Linked DNA regions of Homo sapiens: all the other regions are linked to region 1. A link is a contact called in ENCODE Hi-C or POLR2A ChIA-PET data. All regions are on one chromosome and are shown on one strand. The core of a region is the stretch at or near the end of the contact, and the rest is flanking DNA. Distances in the headings are between cores, read along the strand shown. Region 1 holds the start of BRD3OS (BRD3 opposite strand). Region 2 holds the start of GTF3C5 (general transcription factor IIIC subunit 5). Region 3 holds the start of RALGDS (ral guanine nucleotide dissociation stimulator). Region 4 has its middle 19 kb from the start of GBGT1. Region 5 holds the start of COL5A1 (collagen type V alpha 1 chain). Region 6 holds the start of REXO4 (REX4 homolog, 3'-5' exonuclease). Region 7 holds the start of SLC2A6 (solute carrier family 2 member 6).

What was found. A loop is a pair of places that touch in the nucleus more often than their neighbours do. ChIA-PET counts read pairs that join two places held with the same protein, here RNA polymerase II (POLR2A). Pooled maps may share reads with other maps.
Region 2: a loop to region 1 is called in a pooled map, with 19 times the contacts of the local background. The contact joins the promoter of GTF3C5 here to the promoter of BRD3OS in region 1. A Hi-C loop is called at or near these places in 1 of 37 single-sample maps with no recorded cell type and 9 of 50 pooled maps. POLR2A ChIA-PET finds 5 or more read pairs at or near these places in 1 of 52 experiments (GM10248).
Region 3: a loop to region 1 is called in a map of endothelial cell of umbilical vein, with 33 times the contacts of the local background. The contact joins the promoter of RALGDS here to the promoter of BRD3OS in region 1. A Hi-C loop is called at or near these places in 1 of 168 maps with a recorded cell type or tissue (endothelial cell of umbilical vein) and 9 of 50 pooled maps. POLR2A ChIA-PET finds 5 or more read pairs at or near these places in 1 of 52 experiments (activated T-cell).
Region 4: a map with no recorded cell type shows a loop between it and region 1 (6-fold over the local background). The contact joins the enhancer-like site here to the promoter of BRD3OS in region 1. A Hi-C loop is called at or near these places in 5 of 37 single-sample maps with no recorded cell type and 6 of 50 pooled maps. POLR2A ChIA-PET finds 5 or more read pairs at or near these places in 1 of 52 experiments (H1).
Region 5: a map of sigmoid colon shows a loop between it and region 1 (2.9-fold over the local background). The contact joins the promoter of COL5A1 here to the promoter of BRD3OS in region 1. A Hi-C loop is called at or near these places in 1 of 168 maps with a recorded cell type or tissue (sigmoid colon) and 1 of 50 pooled maps.
Region 6: a map of posterior vena cava shows a loop between it and region 1 (9-fold over the local background). The contact joins the promoter of REXO4 here to the promoter of BRD3OS in region 1. A Hi-C loop is called at or near these places in 1 of 168 maps with a recorded cell type or tissue (posterior vena cava), 2 of 37 single-sample maps with no recorded cell type and 10 of 50 pooled maps. POLR2A ChIA-PET finds 5 or more read pairs at or near these places in 2 of 52 experiments (GM12878 and activated T-cell).
Region 7: a map of CD14-positive monocyte shows a loop between it and region 1 (4-fold over the local background). The contact joins the promoter of SLC2A6 here to the promoter of BRD3OS in region 1. A Hi-C loop is called at or near these places in 4 of 168 maps with a recorded cell type or tissue (CD14-positive monocyte, CD4-positive, alpha-beta T cell, CD8-positive, alpha-beta T cell and 1 more), 2 of 37 single-sample maps with no recorded cell type and 8 of 50 pooled maps. POLR2A ChIA-PET finds 5 or more read pairs at or near these places in 3 of 52 experiments (Caco-2, MCF 10A and activated T-cell).

What each region holds. Positions count from the first base shown.
Region 1 is chr9:134,024,130-134,026,778 of GRCh38, forward strand. It overlaps BRD3OS (BRD3 opposite strand), which reads left to right and starts at 1,352. Exons shown (of 3, transcript NM_001355256.2): 1 at 1,352-1,407; 2 at 1,716-1,961; 3 at 2,079-2,649. The coding sequence starts at 2,619. RefSeq lists silencers at 786-915, 1,226-1,645.
Region 2 is chr9:133,029,645-133,032,293 of GRCh38, forward strand. GTF3C5 (general transcription factor IIIC subunit 5) reads left to right here and starts at 1,353. Exons shown (of 11, transcript NM_012087.4): 1 at 1,353-1,520. The coding sequence starts at 1,368. LOC105376306 (a long non-coding RNA gene) reads right to left here and starts at 778. Exons shown (of 2, transcript NR_135119.1): 1 at 506-778. RefSeq lists enhancers at 534-783, 1,018-1,669, 1,114-1,373.
Region 3 is chr9:133,119,916-133,122,564 of GRCh38, forward strand. It overlaps RALGDS (ral guanine nucleotide dissociation stimulator), which reads right to left and starts at 1,325. Exons shown (of 18, transcript NM_006266.4): 1 at 1,057-1,325. The coding sequence starts at 1,239. RefSeq lists an enhancer at 229-925 and a silencer at 905-1,614.
Region 4 is chr9:133,143,168-133,145,816 of GRCh38, forward strand. It overlaps a transcript of RALGDS not described here. Among named protein-coding and RNA genes, the nearest start is that of GBGT1, 19 kb to the right of the region's middle. RefSeq lists enhancers at 1-50, 101-190, 643-1,202 and silencers at 1,349-1,448, 1,479-1,598. Within about 2 kb of position 1,289, at least 27 of the 41 ENCODE cell types and tissues checked have a DNase peak (open chromatin) inside an H3K27ac peak, as active enhancers do.
Region 5 is chr9:134,640,454-134,643,102 of GRCh38, forward strand. COL5A1 (collagen type V alpha 1 chain) reads left to right here and starts at 1,350. Exons shown (of 66, transcript NM_000093.5): 1 at 1,350-1,843. The coding sequence starts at 1,735. RefSeq lists an enhancer at 2,329-2,649.
Region 6 is chr9:133,416,669-133,419,317 of GRCh38, forward strand. REXO4 (REX4 homolog, 3'-5' exonuclease) reads right to left here and starts at 1,342. Exons shown (of 8, transcript NM_020385.4): 1 at 952-1,342. The coding sequence starts at 1,176. It also overlaps a transcript of ADAMTS13 not described here. RefSeq lists a silencer at 1,087-1,326 and an enhancer at 1,437-1,656.
Region 7 is chr9:133,477,743-133,480,391 of GRCh38, forward strand. It overlaps SLC2A6 (solute carrier family 2 member 6), which reads right to left and starts at 1,357. Exons shown (of 10, transcript NM_017585.4): 1 at 1,226-1,357; 2 at 512-674. The coding sequence starts at 1,317. RefSeq lists enhancers at 887-946, 1,367-1,868 and a silencer at 1,107-1,756.

The sequences.
Region 1 (2,649 bases), core at 102-2,601:
GCGCCTGTAGTCCCAGCTACTCAGGAGGCTGAGGCAGGAGAATCGCTTGAACCTGGGGGGCGGAGGTTGCAGTGAGCTGAGATCGTGCCACCACACTCCACCCTGGGTGACAGAGTGAGATTCCCTTTCAAAAAAAAAAAAAAAAAGAATGTGCGTTCCACAGCTGTGGGCTTAGTGCTCACACTAAGCATCTTCCTTGGATGTCTGTTATGCTTATTTTCTTTTTTTTTAGAGATGGGGTTTTGCTGTTTCGTCCCAGCTGAAGTGCAGTGGCATGATTATGGCTCACTGCAGCCTCGAACTCCTGGCTCAAGGGATCCTCCTGCCTCAGCCTCCCAAGTAGGTGGGACTCAGAGGTGAGCCACCACACCAGGTTCCATTATGCTAGTTTTCTTAATTGGCATTGGAGAAAACCATAAAATTAGGGGAAAAGGGTAGATACTAAAAGAGTGCTATTGGAGTATGATTGGAGGTGGAGTGAGAAAAGGAAATAGACCTTGCTTTCATGGGGCTGTTGAGGAGTCCAAATGAGCAGTATAGAGGCCTGGCTTGGTTGGATGAGATGGAGAAATTCAAGACCTATTTTTGAGATAGTAAGCCCGGACATTTAATTAATTAAAAATAATTGTATCAATTACTGAGAGTAAGAATACTAATAAAAGCAGTAACAGCAGTGGCAAAAGTAACCACACAAGCAGAAATACGAAAACCAAGATGATAAGACCATACAGTCCGGCAGTGTCTTACTAACAGGGTTGTGGGCGTCCCACTCCTTCTCTTCATCCTCCTCCAGCTCCTCCTCCACGTCTTCCTCCAGCTCCTGCTCCTCTTTCTTTTCCAGTACCTCCTCAGCCCCTTCTCCTCTGCCAGCCCCTCCTCCCACCTCCGCTCCCAGCCCCTCCTCCTTTCCCAGCCCCTCACCATCCAGCCCCTCCTCCTCCATCTCCTCCTCCTCTCTCAGCTCCTCCTCCTCCCCCAGCTCCTCCTCCTGCTCCTCCTTCTCCTCCACTCCTCCTTCTGCTCCTCCTTCTCGTTCAGCTCCTCCTCTCCCAGCCCCTCCTCCTCCTCCAGCCCCTCCTCCTCATCCAGCCCTTTCTCCTCTCCCAGCCCCTCCTCTCCCAGCTCCTCCTCCTCCTCCCTCCTCCTCCTCCAGCCCCTCCTCCTCCAGCCCCTCCTCCTCCAGCCCCTCCTCCTCCTCTTCCAGTTCCTATTCGGGGCGGGCCCAGCCCCTCCTCGCGGAGCGATCGATGGCTTGGGCTCGTCGCACACGCCTGCCCAGCCTCTGCGCTCGGCTCGCCAGGCCTGCGGCGCTGCCATGGAGACACGGCCCAGCGGCCGCCGGCCCCGCCCTGGGAGCCCCGCAGTGCGTCGCGCCGCTGCCCGCATCTCCGAGGCCCGCGACGAGCGGTGACTGGGGCGGGCGACGTGGGGGACCCGGGGATGCGGGCAGACGATAGGGGGCTGGAGGATGGGGCGACCCAGAGCGCGCGGGGTCTGGGGCGCGGGGATGGGGGCCGCGGGCCACGCGACGGGGACCCCAGGGTGCGCGCAGGTGGCGGGGACGCGCGATGGGGGCCCGGGAAGCTGAGGCTGACCTAGCGCAGGCATCCCAGGAGGGGAGGTCCCTGACGCTGCGCAGCTGGGAAGGCGTTCGGGAGTGGGTTGCGATGCTTCCCTGTTTGTTTTCTCCTGACATCGTTTTTGTTTGGGTCCAGGGGCCTCACGGGAGCTGGATGCTCGGAGCAGCAAGGCGGCCCTGGGGGCCCCTTCCGGTCCCGGGGCTGACGCCTGGCGGCGTCTCCGGGAACCCGCGCCCTTTCAAGCGCCGCTGGCTCCTGTTTCACAGATGGAGACCCTGAAGCCCCAACAAGCAGCCTCCCCAGCACCTCCCAGTGACTGAAAAAGCTGGCACTGGGCGCCCGTCTCACTCTCCACCCAGCTCCCAGGCTGCCCCACGGGACGTAAGTAGCTCGATCTAGGCCGCTGACCCCCAGAGACTTGATGCTGCGCTGCAGACTGCCGCCGCTGCCGGGGCGCTTGACTTCCCCTCTCCTGACAGCACGTTCGTTCCTTTGCAGCAGCACCTTTGGGGAGAGACGAGACCTGAACAAACGCTGGGGCTGGATCCCCAGGGTGGGTCAGAACAGCCGTTGCCCTGAAAGCTGGCCCGGACAGATGCGTGCGGGGCGTGCCACCGGAGCTCCTTCCAGCTTGCGTCTGGGGCCACCATGTCCCTTCCTCAGGGCACTGGATCCATCTCTTCAAGCTCAGTGGTCCAGGCCATGGTGGCAGAATCACCCCCCAGGGTGTGACGCCTCGTCCCTGTCAATTCCACACAGCTGCACCCGGAAGAGCTGTGGCCGGGCGCCGCTCTGACCTGTGTGCGGTCCCCTGAATGGGTCTCAGGTGTCTTCAGAATGGTGAGGCCGCCTCATTTCCTCACCACACAACCCTCCTGAGGACGTTGCCTGCAAATGGGCGGAATTCCTAATTTCTACCATTCAGTTAAACGAGGGATCCTTAAGCCCCAAAGCTGGGAAAGCTGTCCGTTAATTTAGTGCGCGTGGGCCGTCTCAGAACAGCAGGGTTCCCAGGAGTCCAGCGGGACGGGGGAGGGGATGAGTGGCCGTGTCCCCCTGGCAGAGAAGG
Region 2 (2,649 bases), core at 103-2,602, 990 kb before region 1:
GTCTTTCAAATGCATGAATGGGATCACTGCTCCGCATAAAACCCTTCAAGGGGCCAGGCGCGGTGGCTCACGCCTGTAATCCCAGGACTTGGGGAGGCCGAAGCAGGCGGATCATTTGAGGTCAAGAGTTCAAGACCAGCCTGGCCAACATGGTGAAACCTCGTCTCTACTAAAAATACAAAAATTAACCGGGCATGGTGGCAGGCGCCTGTAATCCCAGCTATTCGGGAGGCTGAGGCACGAGAATAGCTTGAACCCGAGGCGGAGGTTGCAGTGAGCCGAGAAAGCGCCACTGCATTCTAGCCTGGGCGACACAGCGAGATTCCTTCTCAAAAAAAGAAACCTTCAGGGGCTCTCCACGGCACTGGGAAGCAGCCAGCCCGACGGGTGGACCCTTTTCGTGGGTGCGGGTCTCTGACCTCGGTCGGCCTCGGACCTCATCTCCTCCCTGTTTGAGGGGCCACACTCCTCGCTCCGGGGCTTTGCAGCAGCCCTGGGCGCCTACCGGACAGACGCCGTTCTCCCCGCCTGGGTCTTGAGTAGGGCCCAGCACACAGTAGGCGCTTAATGTCTGCCTGCCTAACAGACGAACGCCGGATGCCCGCGTTCGGCCCCGAGCCGGCGCTTCGGGGCTTTCTGTGGAGGCGGGGCGATGGTTACAGCACAGTTCCCCCGCGCTCGCCTTTTCCACATCCACCTCCGCGAGGCCCCCCGCAAGCGCCGTTGGAAACCTAGTCCCGAGGGGGCTGCAAGAGCTTGGGAGAAGAAGCGCCAACACCGACAGAATACCAGGCCGACCCAATGCGGAAATCAATTCTCAGCCGGGACCTTTTCCCCACCAAGCAGGCGGGCCGGAAGTCTGCCTCTGGCCCGCCCCCGAGGTGTCATTGGGTGGAATACCCAGAAGAGGGCTGGGACGTGGTTAACTCTAGTTCTTTATTGGTTAAAACGTACGAAGCTGGAGGAGAAGGTGGGACCTAGCTTCCTCCGGACTTCTCATTGGCTCAAAAAAAAACTCGCTCGGCCCTCGGATTCTCATTGGCTGAAGTCGAGGGAGGTTTGTGTCTTATTATCCTCCGGGTCCCTCGCTGGCTAGTAGGAGAGACTGGTGCTTGCCCCGCCCGGTGGACTAACTCGCTTAATTTTAAATAAAAAGTCGAGGACACGGCGGTCGTTTTCCCGAAGACATGGGCCCTCCCATGGGCCATTTGCTCCCTGGAGGCCCTCGCGTCTTGCTGAGCCCGGGGAGTTAGGATGACGCGAGCGGTGAGGGAGCCCGGAACGATTCCTTCGCGGAACAATTGAGGCGAGGCCTTTGGGAGTACTTTGTGGGACGGACCCTGGCGGGCCCTGCCAGACGCACAGGGATGGCGGCGGAGGCGGCCGATTTGGGGCTGGGGGCCGCCGTCCCCGTGGAGCTGAGGCGGGAGCGACGCATGGTGTGCGTGGAGTACCCGGGAGTGGTGCGTGATGTGGCTAAGATGCTGCCGACTCTGGGCGGCGAGGAAGGCGTCTCCCGGGTAAGGGGCTGGGAATCTCGGTGTTGGAATAAGAGCTCGGAGTCGCAAAGAAAACGAGCACTCAAAGGATTTCTCAGCAAGGGAAATTTAGCAAATTTACTTACGCAGAAGGGTGCTGCTCGCTCTTCTGGCCGCTGCAAGAGAGCCAACAGAACAAAGAAGGGAAGGATTTTTGTTTTTGTTTTTGTTTTTTTGTTGGTTTTTCAGGCGGAGTTTCGCTCTTGTTTCCCAGGCTGGTGTGCGGTGGTGCGATTTTGGCTCACTGCAACCTCCGCCTCCAGGGTTCAAGCGATTCTCCTGCCTCAGCCTCCAGAGTAGCTGGGATTACAGGCGCATGCCACCACGCCCGGCTAAATTTGTATTTTTTAGTAGAGAGGGGGTTTCACCATGTTGGTCAGGCTTGTTGGAAATAAATTTTGGGTGCCGCAAAGAAGAATCAGCACTCTGGCAAACAGTTTTCTCAGCAAGGCAAATTTCCTTCTATAGAAGGGTGCATCTTGCGGATGGAGCAATGGCGAGAGCACACCGACAAGGAAGGGGAAGGGGTTCCTATCTCTTACACAGCTAGTCTCTACTGCTGTGTCTTTCCCATATTGGCTAGGGTTGGACCGCACAGTCTAAGCTAATTCCGATTGGTTATTTCAAAGAGGGCAGGGGCACAGGCCTGAGTGGCGGGGTGAGTAGTTTTGGTGGGAAGGATGGTTACAGAGCAGGTGACTCAGGATGACTAAGGACAGAGCAGGTGATAGAAGCTAGGAAGGGGTTGTTTACTGAAACTAGGGGCAAGGAGGCGTAAAGAACGAGGGGTTAAACTTTAAAATGGAGAACAAAGAACAGGGAAGCTGAACATACTGACATATTGGTTCTTTGAAATGGAACTCATAACTCATTGTATTTATTAATTTTCCCCCTCTTGAATTTAAAGGAAGGTAAAAGGCTAAAATCTTTGAAGTGGAATTTACTGTGTCCTATAGGCTGGTCTTGAACTCCTGAGCTCAGGTGATCCACCCGTCTTGGCCTCCCAAAGTGCTGGGATTATAGGCGTGAGCCACCGTGCCCAGCCTGGAATGGGTTTTTATCCCTAAGGCAGTCAGTCCCTGTTTTTGTGTCCTGTCCCTGCTGGTTGGAG
Region 3 (2,649 bases), core at 75-2,574, 900 kb before region 1:
CCAGCAATCACAACGCGCCACAGTCTAAAGCCATGAAGCGACTGGAGACGCAGCAAGGCAACACGATGCCGCACGGGGACTCAGGAGGTTCACTGTGAAGGCTGCAGCCCAGCCAAAGCTCTGATGGGCCCTGAGCCCCCGATCCAGGAATGGCCTCTGTGCAGGCCCTGTGCCCAGGCAGAGCAGGGCGAGGGGGGCATCTCTGGATTCCACTCCCTCTGCTGTGTAGTCAGCAGCAGTCAGGTGGGAGGCAGATGGCACCACCCAGAGACCCAGGGCACACGAGAAACAAGCCCCCGCCCTCACCTAGTCACCCTCCCCTCCATCCATCACAGGTACACCACTCCCTTCTCTGAATCCTACCCAGTCCTTACCGATTCAGGGTGTTGGCACTCTTTCCAGTTAAGCAGAAACAAGTCTTGCCCGCCCTGGGCCTGGGCCACCCTCCTCCCCTCACCACCAGGACATCTGGTCCCACGTGTTGGAGGCCTGCTGCTCCACCCCATCCCCCGACCCCCCCCCCACCCCGCTCTGAGCAGCCCCGATGTCCCTGGTCACCAGATCCACATCTGCCCCAAGTAGGGTCTGTCTGGAAGGCCCCTATGGTCTCATCACCTCTGAGGATTCTAGGATTTGGCCTTCCCGACCACTTGTTCCACACCTGCATCGTAAAGGCTAACGACGCGCTGCGGGCCCTGGGTGGGAACTGAGTGAAATAAGGCACAGGCCACCGATGTAAACAGGGACAGTGCCGCAGAAAAAGGTCCACCTGGGCTGCAGCGGCCTTGGTGACAGCAGGCCCTGGAACGGTATTGAGGGGCGCAAAACCCCAGCCGTGGTCCCTACTGTTGGACGGGGCGCGGCGGCAGCCCCCACTGCCCACCCTGCTGGCTGATTTCTGCAGAAGGCCCCGACCCCCACCTATGGAGGAGAGAGGAGGGAGGCGGCCCGCTGGGATCGCCCGGCCCCGTCCGGGGCTCGCCCCGACCTGCCCAGCTCTGCCGCGGGTGGGGAGGCTCCGACGCACCCCCCGCCCGACCGCCCCAGCTCACCCACCTCCGGGCGCGGCAGGTCGGGGTCTAGCTGCGTGAAGCTGTGCAGCACCACCGGGCAGCTGTCGGGGACGCCCACCTCCAGGCGCACGGCGTCCCACACGCTGCGGCTCCGCCGGGAGCCCGGAAACAGCGGCTCGGCGCCGCCAGCAGGCCCGGCCGCCTCGGCCCACATGCGCTGCACCATGGAAGGCTCGCAGCGCGGGCGCGGGGCCGGCCCGGCGCGCGGCGGGGGCGGCGGCGCGGCCCGCGCGGCTGGGCTTTGCCACCGCTGTGAGCCCGCGGCCCGGCCCTGCTGATGTCAGGCTGGGGGGCGGGGCCGGAGGGGAAGAGGGTGGGGCCGGGGAGGGGCGGAACCGGAGAGTCCGAGGGACGCGTGCGTGCGCGCGCCCGCGGCCCCGCCCTCGCCGAGGTCAGACCCGGGGCGGGACCGGGAGCCTGGAGGGGCGGGGTCTGAACAAAGAGGGCGGGGCCGGGGAGGTCGAGGGGTGCGCGTTGGCTGGGTCTCCCGGAGGACCGGCTGTCACGTGTGTCGTGGGGCCTTGGGTACCCCGGTTAGGCACCGTTTGCGTGTCACGCTGCTGCAGTGCGTGTGTTGCGTAGGGCTGAAATGTGTACGTGCTGATCATGTGTGGGGAAGCCGCCCTGGAGTCAGCTACCCCGAATTCCAGCAAAGCCTCTCCCCAACTCTGTGGCCTTCCACAAGTTGCTTAACCCCTCTGAGCCTCACTGTTTCTTCATCTGGAAAATCTGGGTAGTGAAAATGACTTCCTCAAACAGTTGCGGGGAGGATGACATTACGTAATGGACATGAAGCACTCAGCACTGAGCACCTGCACCTGACTACAGGCTCAGGCGGAGTTTGGAGAGGCTGACCATGTGTTCAGTGACCCTGTCAGTGCAATTGGAAATCCTGAGTGTGGGGCTGTGTGTGCAGTGGGGGAAAGGGTCAGAGAGTGGGGCCCTACCTTTTTGGGGCAAAGCCCCACACTATCCCCTTACAGACACCCTCAGAGGAGGGGAAGCCAGGGAGGTGGGGGAGAGCGGAAGGCACCAAGGTTGGGGCTGAGAGGCATCTGACAAGGAGGAAGGCATCAAGAGTGACAACGCTGGGCAGAGCACATGGCTGCGTGGCCTGTCAGCTGGGGCTGCTTGTGGCTTGGACATCCCTGGTCTCAGGGTGGAAGTGGGGCTGCTGGGGCTGAAGGGGAAGCAGGGACAGGGACATCCTCAACTACTCTTTCTGGAAGCCAGTGAGGAAGGAAGACAGCCTGGGGCTTAACAGCAGGGCCAGGAGAATGGATGAATGAATGGGACCCTTCCTCATGCCTCACTCATCACTGGGCCTGCCCTGGCCTCAGCCTTCAGTCTTCATGGAGGCCAGCAATTGCTGCCAGCAGCCCTGGCCATGCCAACCTCCCCAGGTCTGGTCCGTACTATTGGGCCTCAGTTTCTCCATCTGTAAACTGAGAGGGCGGGACCAGACAGCACATTCCACGAGCACATCTTGCCCCCTTCCCAAGTGCCAATCCTCAGACACCCACGAAACACTTCCACTGTGACTGGAGTGAGGCGGCAGTTCATCCGTTCAGAACAA
Region 4 (2,649 bases), core at 39-2,538, 880 kb before region 1:
CTGACCACGCCACTGATGGCAGAGTGGCCACTGAATCCAGGTCCCCAGGCTCGCAGCCCATGCCTTCTCCACAAGATCTGTCTGCCCCATACCCCTGAGCCTTCCACAGAAGCCAGGGTGCTTCCCACAGGCCAGGCACCCAGCGCCAGCCAGGTGTACAGAGGCCAGTATCTGCTGTGTGAATCAATCGCTGAACCAACTGTCAAGGACCAGCAGCCTCAGGGGCGGGCCTGGTAGCTCGGTGAGCGAGGAGGTGGTGGGAGGGCCTTGTGCGGGTAGGGAGGTGACAGTAAGAAATGGCCTCTTGCTGGATGCAGTGTCTCAAGCCTTTAATCCTAGCAGTTTGGGAGGCCGAGGCGGGGGGAATCCCTTGAGCCCAGGTGTTTGAGACCAGCCTGGGCAACATGGTGAAACTGTTTCTACAAAAAAAATCCAAAAATTAGCTGGGAGTGTTGGCGTGCACCTGCCGCCCCAGCTACTCTGGAGGTCTGAGCCCAGGAGGTCGAGGACGCAGTGAGCCGTGATCTGGCCCCTGCACTGCAGCCTGGGCCACAGAGCAAGACCCTGTCTCAATAATAATAATAATAATAATAATAATAATAATAACAACAACAACAACAATAATAATAATAATAATAATAATAATAATAATAAAATAAAGGAATGGCTTCCACTCATTCCACTCCTGGGCCAGCGGCCCGCTGTGCACTCCGCTCCCTTTCGCTGATGCCATGTGAGCAGCTCCATGGCGGGGACCTGACCCCTGCTCCTCAGCCCCACACTGCCTCGCCCCTTTGTATATCAAAGGCGCCTCTGAGGGGCTGTGCTGACCCCCACCAGGAGCAGCAGGACCACCTCAGGCATCCCAGCTCCCCTGAGGCAGGGTCTGGGGCTGGGGTTGGGGGGAAGGACCCCTCAAGTCTCTATCTGCACAGACAGCCCACCCGTGCCCAGGGCTGCCTTCCGAGCACCCGCAGACCTGGGCCTGCAGTAACAGGAGAGCTATCTGCAAACCGCAGTGTCATCAGCCGCACGGCCTCTGGAGAGGCCTGAGAAAGGCCGGCTCAGCTTGCAGGCGAGGAACCAAACGAAAGGCAAACTCCTGGCCCCTGCAGCCTCGCAGGTCCCCTATCCCTCCTCCCTGCCTTCCTTTCCGCCCCGCTGACACCACGGTCTGCAAACCATGGTCCTCCTCGCCACCCCTGTCACCTCCTCCTCCGCCCCCCGCCGGCCTCCGACGCAAAGTCGCCACCCAGTCACCCCGCCTCGGCCCCGCCTGGTTTGATTTCCTCCCGTGTGTGTCACCCATGAGGTGGCCGTGCCCCTGGCCTGTTTACAGCTGTGCGCAAGCTCCTCGCGACCCGAAAGCGAGACCTTTGTCTGCGGCAGCTCCGCGCCGGGCTGGGCGGCCGCACGGGAGGGCACAGCGCCACCTGCTGGTGCTGCCGCCAGAGCGCGCCAAGCTGAGGAGCAGGCGGGCTCCGCTCACGCCCCCACACCCCCTGGCTGGGGGCTGGGTTCCTGCGATGTCTTCCGACTCCCCGCTGCTCCCCTAGTCCCCGTAGGCACGCGGGTACCCGGCCTTTGGGAGGGGGATCATTCCCAATACTCCTGTTACGGGTTGAACTGTGTCCCTGAACAAAAAGATCTCTGGTACCCGTGAATGAGATCTTATTTGGAAATAGGGTCTGTGCGGATAGAATCCGGATGAGGTCATACTGGATTAGGGTGGGCCTTAATCCAATGACTGCTATCCTTATGATAACAGGGAAAATTGGACAGACACGCACAGGCGGACAGACACGAACTGATGAAGGCACAGTTTGCAGTCACACGTCTACAAAACCAGGAACGAATGCCAAGGAAACTGGCAGCCACCAGAGGTTGGAAGATGCAAGGAAGTATCCTCTCCTAGAACCTTCAGAGACAGCATGGCCTTGCTGACCCCTGGATTTTGGACTTCTGGCCTTTAGAACTGTGAGAGAATACATTTCTGTTGTGTTGAGCCACCCAGCACTTTGTGACAGCAGCCCAGGAAGCTGACCCGATAGACACTGGTCCCAGTCATCACCCTCTGTGCCATCACCACACCTCCCCTCCACGAATCAACCACGACCACAGGACACCTCCTTCTGGAATCTCTCTGTGCCCACGCACTCCCCAGATGAGCACTTCCCCTTCCCCTGGCAACTCCCCGGATTCTTGTTACCCCCACCCCCCGCCCCGGCATGGCCTGGGCCCAGGAGACAGATACGAAATGAATGAGTGAATATCCACCTTTGCTACTTCGTCATATTCAGATGTTCGTAAAAATCTGTATGTTCGTCATATTCAGATGTTCGTAAAAATCAAGTGGCAGCAGTGCTGGGGGTTAAGGAAATGGGGAGAGTGATGGCAGATGTGTGAGGGGAGACAAGGGGCACTTCCAGGTACTCACAGCCACCCTGGGAGCTGGGACAGCCAACCAGTGTGTTCTCATGCTCCCAGCCCCTGAGGCTCAGAGAGGGGAAGCCATCTGGGTCACCAAGCTCCTGCCTCTTGCCAGTTCTGTGACCCCAAACTAGCCATTGTGCCTTTCAGGGCCTCCCCAGTCTCCTGACCTGCACAATGGGGATGGTTCTAACGTCTACTTCCTGGGGACATCACCAC
Region 5 (2,649 bases), core at 100-2,599, 620 kb after region 1:
AGCTTCTCATTCTTTTCCTGCGAAATATTTGATATCTATGCAAGCGCATGTGGCAGATATGGAGACTAAAAGCCTCATCACCAAGTTAGCAACAGCGACCTATCACCCAGCTCCGGAGCCTGCCATGGCTATCCTGGCAAACCTAACCTCGGACGCCTCTCTCACCTCCTGTTTCCAGAATGGTGAGAATTAAAGAGCATTTGGGGAATTTCACGCCCAGTCTGGAGATGTAACTGGAGAGGGGAGTCCCAGCCCTGTCTGGCATCTCTGGCTAAATTGTTTGTTCAAAGGGAATGGGGATGGCCCAGGGTTTGCAAATCGTTCTTAATTCATTCTGATTCCCTCCTTTTAAAAAACTAGCCCTGCAGCCCTTGGGGAAGGGGTGTGGGTCAGGCTTCAGGAGGCTGTGCAGGGAGGCCAGGCCTGGGGAAGCTGGAGGGAGAGACGCCCACCTACCACCCAGAGACTGGCGGGCCTCCTGCTGGAGGAGACCCCGAGGGGCTTAAAGAAGCCAGGCAGGAGAATCAGGGCCCCAGCTCTTCTCCGAGAGCAGCCGATCAGGAATGCCTTCTCCCTGCGCCAGCTGTCACTCCCAAGGGGATGCCTTCTTTGGTTTCCTTTTTATTGCAGAGGGGCCACCAGGGAGTGGGCAGGAGTGAGGGGTGAGAGCCTGGGGGCCGCAGAGCCAAACTTCGCCTGATTAATAACCCAGATGTTCCCGTCCAAGCACATGGAGGTCCCGGGAGCTCTTGGGAAGTCAGACCCCAGCTCGGTCCCGTGCCAATCTGCAGTTAGGAGGCAGGTCCTCGGTCCGGGTTGACACGTAGGCCACAGTCTTGGGCGCCCTGATCTGGCTGGATGGGAAGTTTAGTCTCCACCCAGAAGAGGAGCTCTGAACTCCTCCACGTTAAAGAAAAAGTTAGGCGGGGTAAACTGCAACTTTCTTTTTAACCCGAAGTGATCAAACCTCGGGGCCCCTCTGCACTGGTTCTTGGAGCATGGCCAGGTGCGGGCACCTGGGGTGGGAACAGTGGGGGGACCAGGGTGGGCCCCTGGGCTCCGAGGCCGCCCCAGGCCCGCCCGCCTACCGGCTCTCAGAGAAAGAACAGGGGGCCGCGCCCGCCCCACGTCCGCTCCGCCCCGGGCCAGCCCCTTCCTCGCTGCGACTCGCCCGCTGTCCCCACCCCCTCGCCCGCGGCGCCCAGTGGGAGGCGGGGGCTGGCCTCGCCGAGCCCAGCGCCGGGCTCTGATTTGCTGCGGGCGTTGGGGATCGACAGCCTCCGCGGCTGCCTTCCAGGAGAGAGGGAGGGAGGAAAAGGGGGAAAAAAGTGCTCCGCGCCGAAGGCGAGGTCCGCACTCTCCGTCCCCGCGGCTGGCGCAGGACCTCACTCGAGCGGAGCGCCCACGGGGAGCGGGTCGCGGGGCGGCGGCGGCGAGGAGGAGGCGAGAAGGAGTTGGAGGAGGAGGAGGAGGAGGCGAGGGCGAGCTAGCCCAGCGGGGTCCCGGCCGCCCCGCGGGCCAAAGTCGAGCCCTCCCGCCCGTGGGCGAGCGCGCCAGCCGCCCCTTCCAGAACAGCCGCCGCCACAAAGAAGAACGGGGGGTGCCGAGGTCCCCATGACCTCCTAAAGTGGTGCGGTCCCTGCTGAGTGCGCTGCCCGGGCCGTGACCCGCGCCCCTGTGCGTCCCCGCGCGCCTCCGAGCGCCCCTGTGCGCCCCGGCCCGCGCCCCGCCGGCATGGACGTCCATACCCGCTGGAAAGCGCGCAGCGCGCTCCGCCCGGGCGCCCCGCTGCTGCCCCCGCTGCTGCTGCTGCTGCTGTGGGCGCCGCCTCCGAGCCGCGCAGGTAAGGGCGCCCCGGGGCGCGGGGCTGCGGGATGGGGCGCGCGCAGCCCGGGCGCCGCTGTCATCCCCGGGCGCCTTCGCCCGCAGAACTTTTCTTCCTTGGCCTGTGGAATGCACGGGCCAAGACCACGAATGCCATTTGCTGGGGGCCCCCCCGAGATGACGACACGCAGACACAATGCCCGCGGGCGCGCCGCCGCCCCCTCCCCAGACGGGCGGGTCGGGTGGGGCTGTCGCGCGAGCCGAGGAAGGACCGAGGGCTGGATCAGCAGGAGGGGTTGTCCACGAGGCGGGCAAACTTTTGTCCCAAAAACCTTCCTTCTCTGTCCCACATCACAGGCGCCCAGCTTGGGCCCTCACAGCCCTACAGCAGAACTTCCTCTGCTCCAAACCGGGCAGGGCCGCCCCCTAGAGTTACAGCCCTTCAAATCCCGGGACTCCTGGGGATGGGGGGAATCCCAGAAGCCTGGGCCCCCAGCACTGAACTTCCCCCAGGCACTGTCACTCTAGGCTGAGCTGGCGCCCTGCTTTCCCCAGGGACAGCGTTTCCTGCAGCCTTGGTCACCTAAGTGTTCGGGGGCACTGGGGACCCCTGCAGGGTGGTAGACAGCCCTGCTCCTAATCCCACCCCCAAACTTCTTGATCCCTGGAAGGCAGCTTTTCCTGGATTCGCTGCTGAGAGATGGGATGCGTGGAGCAAAGCCAGAGATGGGCTTGCAGGCGGGGCTGTGAGTGGTTGGGATGATATGCAGATGTGGGATTCCTTCTGCCAAGGGTCAGCCCTTAGAAGGAGGCTTGCTTCCCGGG
Region 6 (2,649 bases), core at 92-2,591, 610 kb before region 1:
ACTAGGGAGACAGCAGGTACAACACAGCCTTAAAAGCATGGACTCCAGAGTCAGCCACCTGGTTCCCAGCCGCAATCTTAGATGATCTATTTAAACTTTTCCAGCCTATTTCCTCATCTGTACAATAGCGATGATGGAAGTGTCCACCTCACAGTCTTATTGTGGGGATTGCAACACGCATGGCATAGAGCACATGGCAGAGTGCACATTTTTAGGAGCTCAATTAGTATTTACTTCAAGACCGTAAGTGTCGCTAGAACCCCATCACATGTCTGCTATCTGCTTTTCACTTCTACACAGGAATCTTCTTTCTCCCTGTCTTGCTACACAGACCAGTGTGTTCTTTCGTTGTTGTTGTTTGAGATGGAGTCTCGCTCTGTCGCCCAGGCTGGAGTGCAGTGGCGCGATTTCGGCTTACTACTGCCTCTGCCTCCCGGGTTCAAGCGATTCTTCTGCCTCAGGCTCCCCGAGTAGCTGCGACTACCGGCGCGCGCCATCACGCCCGGCTAATATTTTTTGTACTTTTTTAGTAGACACGGGGTTTCACCATGTTGGCCGGGCTGGTCTTGAACTCTTGACCTCAGGGGATCTGCCCGCCTCGGCCTCCCAAAGTGCTGGGATCACAGGCGTGAGGCCCCGCGCCCGGCCTGGTTTCGGGATTTTAAGCTAAATTTCTCTTTGTAAAATCCATTCTAGTTAGTTCATTATGCAAAAGGTACAAGGGTTTATCTTTGCTTTTTTGTACTTGAAATAATTCTTTCATCAATTTCTTTCAAGCAAACAAGTTCGAGACCTCCCTCAACAGGCCACCTTTCTTGTGAAAAGCTGTTTACAAGATTTCGATTCAAATCTGCCTTTACAGGTCTTTTGGGGCTACCCAAGTCTTTCCCTCCGTCGCGTTCTGCGGGAATGAGCTGCGCAGCGCTCCGCCCGGGCCCCCTCAAGCCTCACCTCTTGCAGCGCCTTCCAGTTTTGAGAAAAGTCTTCTGGTGCCTTTGGAGGTCGCACCACAGCACCGGGGCCGCTTGCTGGCTTCTTGCTTACTTCCCGCGCCTTGCTTTTCCAAAACCTTTTTTTCTTCTTGTTTTTCTTCCGAGTGAGCGTCTTGACAGGACCCGGCTTAGCCACGGGGCTGCTCGGGGCGCGCTTGGAGGCGGGGACCTTCGCCTTCCCCATCCTGCTGCCGTCCAGCGCCTGGGCCGGCGGCCACCCGAGACCCCGGCCTCCCCGGGCCCGGCGCCCTGGCAGCACAAGCGCCTGCCCAGGCCAGGCCGAAACACACCCACCGCAGGGACCCCGTCCAGGAAAAGACTCCGGAAGAGACCCCGCACGCGTTGCGCATACCTCAGCACGCACGCTCCAGTCCCCGGAAGCGCTCGTCTCTCCACAACCGGCTGGAAACCGGATCCCTGCCTCTGGTTCCGCGCAGCCTGGGCGGTTCACCCGCACGGGACTTGGGCCGCCGCCTTAGCCAGCGGCATCCGGGGTCATCGACCTCGAGTTTGACTGGGGCAAGCCGAGGACCTCCCCAAGATCCGGGATGGGGATGAGAGATGCGAACGCCGGAAGGGAACTGGGGGGCCGCTGTGTGTGTAGCACCTGGTAGGGCAGCTGAGCTGGGGGCACTGGGCGGTGGGGCTAGTGAGAGCCGGGCTAGGTCGCTCGCCTGCGTCCTGGACTCTCGAGCCTTTCCCGCCTTGGGCTGCTCCTTGCTCAGCCTCACAGCGGCTCATCTTCCACGTACAGTGGGGAAACTGAGGCCCAGGCACCGGGAGGAGTTCCTGCCAGTTCACTCTGTAGCAGGACGAGCCGCAGACAAGAACCCCTCAGACACCGAATTGTAGAAGGAAAGGGCTTTATTTAGTGGGGAGCATCGGCAGACTCACGTCTCCAAAAACCGAGCTCTCTGAGTGAGCAATTCCTGTCCCTTTTAAGGGCTTACAACCCTAAGGGGGTCTGTGTGAGAGGGTCGTGATCGATTGAGCAAGCAGGGGGTACGTGACTGGGGGCTGCATGCACCGGTAATCAGAACGCAACAGAACAGGACAGGGATTTTCACAATGCTTTTCCATACAATGTCTGAAATCTATAGATAACATAACCGGTTAGGTCAAGGATTGATCTTTAACCAGGCCCAGGGCGCGGCGCCGGGCTGTCTGCCTGTGGATTTTATTTCTGCCTTTTAGTTTTTACTTCTTTATTTGGAAGCAGAAATTGGGCATAAGACAATATGAGGGGTGGTCTCCTCCCTTACTTCTGCCGCCTGGGTTCAAGCGATTCTCCTGCCTCAGCCTCCTGAGTAGCTGGGACTATAGGTGCACGCCACCACTCTCTGCCAATTTTTGTATTTTTAGTAGACCTGGGGTTTCGCCACGTTGGCCAGGCTGTCTTGAACTCCTGACCTCCAGTGATCCATCCGCCTCGGCCTCCCAAAGCGCTGGGATTACAGGTGTGAGCCACCGTGCCCGGCCGGGAGTGGGTAGATTTGATGTGCGTGTGTAACAGGCAGAGGTTGATGGAGTAACAGGGAAGTGAGGCTCCTAGGATTTTGGTCTGAGCAATTGGGTGTGGCCATTTATCATCTCAATAAATGTCTGCGGGGAGCAGGGTGAAGTATGGGGGTGGAGCCATGAGCTCCTTTTCACACTT
Region 7 (2,649 bases), core at 107-2,606, 550 kb before region 1:
ACACATGCCTGGCACATAGGAAGTGCTCAGTAAACCTTGGGAATTTTTATCTTAACTACTATGTTAACAACTCTACATATGAGGCTATTAAGATTATAATTTTAGACTCTGGGACTCTGGGATCTTCCTCTCCATCAGCCCACAATCTGTCCTGCGGACTCTCCTTGCCCCAGCCAGTGCCTCTCCCCACTGACACCTGATACCCTTGCCCCCATCCAGCCAACTGTGGGTGTGGGGACCCGGGGAAGCCTCAGCCCCACCTAGTATAGACCCTGACAGCCACCTCCCCACCTGCTCCTTCCCTCACCCTCTCCACTGGCTTTCAGTTCCTCATTTCAGAGGAATCCTGTAGCTTTACCCCACCCACTAGTGGCCTGGATGGCTGGGGGAGGGGGGACCAGGGCCCTGGAGGGACCCCCAAGGTGGAGAATTTGGGAGGTTCCTAGCTGGAGATAAGGCTCAGCAGGTCCCTCCTTCCTGCACCCACCCTCCTCCAGAGGATGGTCCTTACCCCAAACCAGGATGCCTGGGATTTGGTCAGATGCAGGTCAGGATCCAAGGAGCGCTCCAGGGCTGGGATGACAGGGGATGTGTAGACCAGGGCATACCCAAAGCTGAAATTGCCGAGCACTGCGGCGAAGGTGGCCAGGAACACCCTTTTGTTCTGCAGGGTCCTGGTGATGGTGGCGGACAAAAAGACCAGGGTCTCTGAGTCCCTCCTCCAGGGACCATTGCCTTTTCTGAACCCAGTGGCTGCCCGGCTCAGCGGGCAGTGCTAGGGAGGCCTGGGTCCAAGGCCATTCACGTTCCCAGGGCCTGAGCCCCAGCTCCCCTGGGAAATTCCCAGGCCATTGTTAGCTCATCCGCAGTGGCTGAGCCTCTGGTGCTGGGGCCTTTTCTCCGGAAGAGGAGGCTCTGGTTCTGCCCCCAGGGCGGCGGCTGGAGGCTTGCTGTGTGACCTCAGGCAGAACCCCTGCTCGCTGGGGCCTCAGTCTCACTGTCTGTGGCAGTGGGGGGCTGGGCCCGGTACTCTCGTGGATCGTTCCTTCCCTTAGGGGGACCAGTTCCTTAAATAGGAGTAGCGTGTCTGGGACAGGAGGGAGCCAGATGGCCCCTCGGTGGCGACTAGGTCAGGGGAGGCCCAGGGCGGGAGCCTGCCGCCGGCTGGAGGGAACCAGGGCCACCCCCAGGCCCCACCCGCAGCCCCCAACCTAGCGACTCTCACCCGACCCGCGCCCTGTCCCCTGGCGACGGGGGCGGCTTCTCGGGGAAGGTGTCGTAGTCCGGGCCCTCGGCTCCCAGCAGCGGCTCCTGCATGGCCGGGTCTCTCTCGGGGCGAGCGGAGGGCGCTCAGACTGGAGCAGCCGCCCGGGGCCAGCAGCTCCGAGGGCACCGGCCAGGCTCCGCCCCTTGGCCGCTATTGGCTGTGGGACGGCCCTGCAGAGACACGCCGGCCAATGGGGCGGCCGCAGGCTGTCCTGATGCTCGGATGCGGACCCGGCTTCCCCGGGCGCGGCCGGCACCGCGTGCGCCCCCGAAGGTCACGCCCCAAGACAGGATGGGGGTCCCAGGGCGGAGCCCCTGCTGGATCGTCCGGGGCCCCCGCGGAGCGCCGGAAGCGGCTCACCCGGCCCGGCTCTTGCAGGCGTGACTGCGGCAATGCGCGCAGCCCCTGTCGTACTCGCTCCCGCGGGGTGGAAACCGAGGCCCAGAGAGGCGAAGCCGAGCGCCAGGGTCACAGCGAATGCGCACCTCGCTCCTCCTTACGCTCTAGCCCTCCCCGTCGCGTGGCGTCTCAGGGCCACCTCTGCCCTGGCTCTCCCTGGCACCAGGGAATCGGGGTGTGTCAGGGCAGCAGCGGATGTGCGGGACGAAGGAGGCAGGAGGGGCCGGCGAGGCGCTGTGGGCAGCTCCAGTGGGCGAGGTCTGTATCCTCCACCCCAGGCTCTGGTGGTAGAAATAACCTGAGCTCGTGACACGTAACCCAGGTAGTAAGATAACATTGAAAAATAAGAAAAGCAGAAATGGAAAATTCCCGGGAAGACCGTCCTCAAAAAATCCCACAGCAGTTCCACCTCTCCCTTTGGGCCTTTTCGGGAAGAGGACGGAATCACGCCCTGCTCTGTTGGATGGACGTGCCACACACGCTTTTAAACGGAGCCTTTGTTGCTGAGTATTTGGGTCATTTCCCATTTTAGCTATTAACATGGTAAAGCATTTTTAAAAGTTAGAATTCCCTTTTATTATGATTGAAATACAACCATAATAGAACAATAAAATCACATCCATCTCCCGTCAGCCTGACCTTGATGGCGTTTTAGCCTCTTCCAGTCTTTTCCTCATGTGCCTATTTTGCATATTTGCTATTGGGGCCCCCATTAAACTGTGCAGCCCCTTTACGTCACCGTTTTCTTGCCATCAAGATCATAGGCTTTGGACTCAGGCACACCCTGGTATGGTGATCAGGCTGCACAGTCCTCGTGGCCATATATATACGTATATACATATATATGTGTATGTATTTTTACATATCTATATGTGTATTTTTTTTTTTTTTTTTGAGACGGAGTCTCGCTCTGTTGGCCAGGCTGGAGTGCAGTGGCACGATCTCAGCTTACTGCAACTTCCACCTCCCGAGTTCAAGCGATT